Linked DNA regions of Homo sapiens: region 2 is linked to region 1. Evidence: read pairs that join two places in POLR2A ChIA-PET (ENCODE). Cell type or tissue: GM12878. All regions are shown on one strand. Each heading gives the region's core, and the rest is flanking DNA. Links, peaks and the distances in the headings are about the cores only.

Region 1 (2,897 bases), core at 312-2,811:
CACCCCATCTTATCGCCACTTCAAGCCGTTGCCCGTGCAGTTCTTTTCCCAGGGAGACCTAACTCCTCCTCCCAGGCTCCCAAAGCGGCAGAGGTAGCCGCGCCTTCTGCCTGGAGCCCTGGACTTATCTCCCCACGCCTGGGGCGGGTAGTTAGTTACGGAGTGAGCGAGAGGCCAGGATTGCGTGGGGGGAGGGGGGTCCTTCGAGTGTCCTCACTGTAGGGGTTGTCTACACCCAGCTGCCCTCTGTCTCTACAGGTGGAGGTCGCTTTATGCACTCTATTTTTTGTCTGTTTTATCATTCGCACCCCAGGAAAAATAAAATCATGGGGGCCACAAGTCAGAAACGGGGAGGGGCAGGAACGGGATTCAGCAAGGTGCTGTCTGGCACCTGTGGATTTGGAAGCGTCTCTTCCAACACAGTCCCTCAGTTTCCCCATCTGCCAAACAGGGCTGGTAAAAGCCCAACCCAGGGGGAGGCGGGGAGCCGTGCACAAAGTCGGGGTGCATTCAGCAGGCTCTTGGGGAGTGCCAAGTGCGACCACGCCCTCCCTGGGAGGCCTAAAGGGAGCTTCCAGAAGAGCAACTCTGCACCCCTCTTCCTGGAGGGTCGATTTGAGGCCAGGCTGGAAGAACCAGAGCTACTATGGGGGGAATGGGGGCAGCTCTAAGTAGACGCCTTCCAGTGTCCAAATGACTGACCTTGGCGCGACCTCATCACTAGCCCTTTGCCCAGGTCCTGGGTAGCCCTTTAGCCGGGTCTCCGTGTCTTCTTGACCAACCTGCCCATTACTCTGCCGTCCCCCGTCCTGCCCCACAAGATCTAAGACGTCCCCAGAAAGCTTCAGGTCTTGGCAGATGTGCACACACGTGCCCCCATGCTCCTGGCACTCTCATTCCTCCTGGGCTGTCCTGTCAACACTCCCCCCTACCGCCGACCCCCCCTTCAGCAAGATTCAGTCCCCTTCCCTGGCTGGCGTCACGGGCAGCGCCCTTCACCGCATCCTGCCACAGGGACTTGTTTGCACAGCTGTCTCCCGCCGCTGGAGTGTGGGGTCCTTGAGAACTGACATCTTTAATTCGGGACTTTGCCGCCCTCCCCAACTTGTAACACAGAGCCTGGCAGAGGACTGGCACTCAATGCCAAGAGGGGTGTGTAGGGGGTACAACGGGGGCACTTCCAGGAGGCTAAAGGATCTGGGAGATGCCTTTCTTCGCTAAACGTCCCCCATCCATCTCCTCCTTCAGCTGGCATGGACCCATCTTCTCCAGTGCCAAACCCAGAGGAGGCGGGCGGCCCTCTTGCCCAGGTACCCTCTGCAGCGCTTGCCCAGGTCGCACCAGACCGGTCCCATCTCTTCTCTCCTTGAGGGACCCACTCGCATCGTTGCCCTTTTAAGAAAGAGGAAATTCTTCTCATAAACAAGCGTCCGGACCTGAGCGCGGAGCCAGGCCGCCTGCCCTGCTGGGTCCCCAGGAAATCGGGGGTTCTTCCAGGTGCAACACCCGGCCCAGGTTCAACTCTAGGGAAAGGCCTGTTGGCCTCTCCTCGCTGCGGCCCTCCGCAGGTCCTGGGCTGGGGTCTGAGGGACCCGACGAGGCTGGAGGAGGGACTTGGGGGAGCCTAGAAACAGCCTAGGGAACGTCTATAAAGTGCAGCCCCTGAATGGGGCGAATGGGTGCCCAGCCGCTCCCTAAGGCAGAGGGGGCTCCCCGCCCACACAGCTTCCTCCCACCCACTCTCCCCGAAGGATTCTGGGGCCCCTGGCGCGAGCCCCGAGCGCCCGCCTCCCCGCGTCGTTCCGCCTGGCGGGGAGGGGTGAGGCCGGGGCGGGATGGCGGGCGTCGGGACCGTCTCTGCCCCTAGGGGGAGCAGTCAGCAGAGAGGGAGCGGTAACGGCGCGGCGTGGGAGTCGCGGCCGCCGGCTCCCCTGAGGAAACAGCAAATAATTTGGGCCTCAGAGGCACAGACTCTTGGGTTCCTTATGACCTGGTGCCTGACGGAGAAAGAAGTGCGCCGCCGTTTTACTGTCTGGAAAATGGGTTGCAGGCGGAACAGAAAGGCTGCGGCGAATAGGAGCGGACCAGACCCTGGTGTAGGGGTCTTCTGGATGCTTTAGAGACTTCGTGCCTTCCCGGTTCCCATTCCCTGCTCCTTTGGACGAGAAGGGAACTAGTATTTATTTAACTTTAATCAGGCCGGGTTTGGTGGCTCACGCCTGTAATTCCCAGCACTTTGGGAGACGGAGATGGGCGGATCACTTGAATCCAGCAGTTCGAGACCAGCCTGGCCAGCATGGCAAACCCCGTCTCTGCTGAAAATACACAAATTAGCTGGGCGTGGTGGCGCGCGCCACTCCCGGGGCTGAATAAAGAGAATCGCTTGAACCCAGAAGGTGGAGGTTGCAATGAGTTAAGATTGCGCCACTGCACTCCAGCCTTGGCAACAGAGGGAGACCCTTTCCCTGTCTCAAATAAATAAATAAATAGATAGATAGATAATTTAACATTCATCAGACACTATTTCAAGCTCCAGTTTGGAGCCTGTGTCCCGCCCAAGTCCTCAAGCCCTCACCCCACCCACCCTTGGGCTGTCAGGTCACGCCTGCAGGTGCTCAATAAATACCTTTTGAAATGTTTTTCGTTTGTTTGTTTTTGTCCCAAGTGCCAGACACTGTGTTAAAGTGCTTAACCTCCATGGCAAGGGTGGTGGTGTCTCCATTTTACAGATGAGGACACTGAGACCCAGAGGGTAATCACATGGCTGCGCTAGGAAACAGCAGGTCCCTAAAGCCCCCAGGTTGGCTGGTCTCAGGAACTGTCCCACTCTATCCTGCTGCCTGCACGCGCCCCCTCCACATCCAGCAGGCCAGTCACGTCATACATGCCACTCCCAG
Region 2 (2,897 bases), core at 284-2,783, 67 kb after region 1:
GTGACTCACAAGAAAATACTGATGCCCTAGGCCCAGATGTGGGTTCACGCTCTCTCCATGGGCTTCCCAGGCACAGTCAGCAAGCTGGGATCCAGGACAGTGCTTCTCTAAGATGGGCCTTGGCCCACCTATATTAGAATGATCTGGGGGTGCTGGTTAAACAAAAAGATTCTGACCTTCTTCTCCTCCTCCCTCTTCCTAGATTTTGATTCAGCAGTTCTGGGGACAGGAACTACCCATCATCACCTCACCAAAAAGAAAATAAAATTTCCCAATTGGTCCTCTGGGACTTAGGTGGGAGGCAGAAAAACCATTCTGCAAGATGGGGAGCAGCCAGCCTGGGCAAGTGGCAGCTGCCCCAAGGGACCCTCCCTGTGGGGTTACAGCTGCAGACAGCACCAGCACCTCCAGTGTAGGGTCAAAGTGCACCTTCCACTCCTTGCCTCAGTGAGCCAGCAGTTGGTGTCTCTGGTATCTGAATGTGAGCCTCCAGCCCCGTGGGAGGCAATGTGGGACAGCTGGGGACAGTGAGCCACTGCCCCCCCAGACGCCCCTCCCTCTGGCACACAGTGGAAAACACACAATGAAGCTCTTCTCTCCTCCGTGGGGCCATTTCACCATCCTGGGCAGCCCTGAGAGAAGCCTGAAGGTTTTCAAGCCTCTGTCCCAGCTAGGCCCAGGGCCGGCCTCAGGCCAGGGGGAGTAGGAAGGAGGGTGGAAGGCAGGGGAGCAGCATAACAGGGGCTCTGCCTCCCACAGAATGATCTGGAAAGCCCCTATTGCCAGGGTCACCTGCCTTGACTCCTCCCTTCCTCCTACACCCCTTAAATGTCCCCCCGATCCCACAAGGCCCCAGACTCCACTGGGACCCAACAGGCAAGCTCAGGCTGGTGGGGCCTGGCCGGGGACTGTTCTGGTTTCTCCCTTCATGTCCTCAGGACCCAGACTGCCCAGGCTCTGCATCTCACCAACGACAGGGCACTCCTAATGAAACAGAACTGAAAGTGCCTGTCTGAGAGCTGAGGGACCTGGAGGGCCACCAGGACACAGTGTTCTATGGGACCCGAGGTCTGCTTAGAGGCCCCTCAGGAATGCAGAGAGCAGCTCCATGTTTTGTGCATTCTCAAAACTGAGGAAACTGAAGAAGATAACAAAACAGCTAAAAAGCCCTTGAGGGTAAGGGTTTCCCCGAAGTTGCCAGCATGCCTGGGGGCGTGGGGACTTCCGCATGCACAGGAGAGGGACAGGGCTGCTCCGTGGTCAAAAGAGGAGATCCCCAGGTCAGGGTCTGCCATCGCCCTGCCCATCCCAGGACAGGTTCTTCCCCAGACTTCACAGCCCTCTCCAGAGGACGCCCATCTGTCACTGACGGAAGGGGAGGGGCTGCTGAGGGCTCTTGGCTAGGACCAGAAGCACAGTAAGAGCTGGTGGCCTCTCCATGGTCTCAGCCCTGGCTGGGAGGCCTTGGCTAGTTCTGTCTCCATGTGTGTAATCCCAGGCCACCTGCCCGCCAAGGGCTCTGGGCTTTGTTTAGTTTTGGTTTGTTTCTTGTGGCTTTCCCCTTCTCTCCTCGCTCATCGCAATCCCAGGCCTTCCTGATTCGATCATGCTCCCTGAGCTAGGCCTGAGGGTCCCAGAGGGCCACCAAGGACACAGGGTTCTAGTGGAGCCGGGTCTGCTCCAAGGCCCCTTAGTTTTTGCTTGATTGTTTGTTTTGACACAGAGTCTTGCTCTGTCATCCAGGCTGGAGTGCAGTGGCGCGATCTCCACTCACTGCAACCTCTGCCTCCCAGTTTGAAGCGATTCTCCTGCCTCGGCCTCCTGAGTAGCTGGGATTACAGGGGTGCGTGACCATGCCCAGTTAATTTTTGTATCTTTTAGTAGAGATGGGGTTTCGCCATGTTGACCAGGCTGGTCTCAAACTCTCGGCCTCAAGAAATCCACCTGCCTTGGCCTCCCAAAGTGCTGGGATTACAGGTGTGAGCCACTGTGCCCGGCCCCAAGGCCCCTTAGGAACACAGAGCAGTCAGGAAGGCCGGTCCGTGAACACCTAACTCCAGTACAAGCAAGAATGCGCACGGGAAGCTCGAAGAGGGAAGACAGTGCTGGGGGCGGTCTGGAGACAGAGGTTCATTTTGACTGAGGAGGCCGGGCAGGCTTCATGGAGAAAAGGGCACCTGAGCCAAGCTTTTCATTCATTTATTCATGCACGCATGCATTCATTCAGAAACTTTTTTTCTTTCACATCAGACGGATACCGTGCTGACATCATCACAAGGTTTGAGGGAGGTGCATCTTACCTATGTGTGTGAAAACCCAGTCATACTTAGGAATTACAAAAGGATCATTCAGAGGCATTTAGTAAGGGCCACCTAGGTGCCAGGCACTGTTCTGGAATCTGGGATACAGTCTTGAACAAAGTTTCTCCCCCTGTGTAGCCATATTCTGGTTGGGGGAGAAAAACAATCAACATTTAGTGTGTCCCATGGTGATGTGAACTAGGGTGAACATAAAGCCAGAGAGGGGACAGGGTGCAGGGGTGAGGGTGGTGCTATTTTTATGTGAGGTGGTCAGGGCAGGGCTCTCAAATAAGGCAAAATTTGAGCAGAGACCTGAAGGAAGTGAGGCAGCAAGCCATGTGGAGCCACAGAAAGGCCTGATGGTAGGGTTGTCTTGGTGTATTTGAGGCCTGGGATTACGACCGGCAGAAACAGAATTAGCCCAGACCTCTCAGCTAGGACTGAAGCACCGTGGAGAGGCCACCAGCTGTGGCTGAGACAGAGGAACAGGCTGAAGGGTGCTAAAAGATGTGGTAAGGATGGGCAGGTCACAGAGGGCCCTGAAGCCACTCTTCGAATGGACTTGGACTTCATGAGAGAGGTGGGAACTCGCCGGAG

The links. ChIA-PET counts read pairs that join two places held together with the same protein. Peaks named below come from ENCODE experiments on the same cell type or tissue, not always from the same donor. Only the 100,000 strongest peaks of a DNase experiment are listed, where the experiment ranks them.
Region 2: POLR2A ChIA-PET joins it to region 1 with 19 read pairs; 19 of 35 experiments call an interaction of 5 or more read pairs at or near these places.

What each region holds. Positions count from the first base shown.
Region 1 is chr2:218,395,054-218,397,950 of GRCh38, reverse strand. It overlaps SLC11A1 (solute carrier family 11 member 1), which reads right to left. Exons shown (of 15, transcript NM_000578.4): 15 at 1,057-2,897. It also overlaps a transcript of CTDSP1 not described here. Among named protein-coding and RNA genes, the nearest start is that of CTDSP1, 3.4 kb to the left of the region's middle. RefSeq lists enhancers at 1,396-1,525, 2,695-2,897 and a silencer at 1,676-2,015. In GM12878, for the core only: a CTCF peak has its summit at 1,859 (motif pointing right); DNase peaks (open chromatin) are centred at 970 and 1,730; H3K4me3 peaks cover 1,849 bases; H3K27ac peaks cover 1,975 bases.
Region 2 is chr2:218,328,028-218,330,924 of GRCh38, reverse strand. The region is part of intron 2 of PNKD (PNKD metallo-beta-lactamase domain containing); the gene reads right to left. The region is part of intron 2 of CATIP-AS2 (CATIP antisense RNA 2); the gene reads left to right. It overlaps LOC124906179 (small nucleolar RNA U13), which reads right to left and starts at 2,345; the gene lies at 2,245-2,345. RefSeq lists enhancers at 291-340, 425-1,251, 1,081-1,290. In GM12878, for the core only: no CTCF peak of the experiment used is centred there; DNase peaks (open chromatin) are centred at 364, 834 and 1,274; H3K4me3 peaks cover 923 bases; H3K27ac peaks cover 1,979 bases.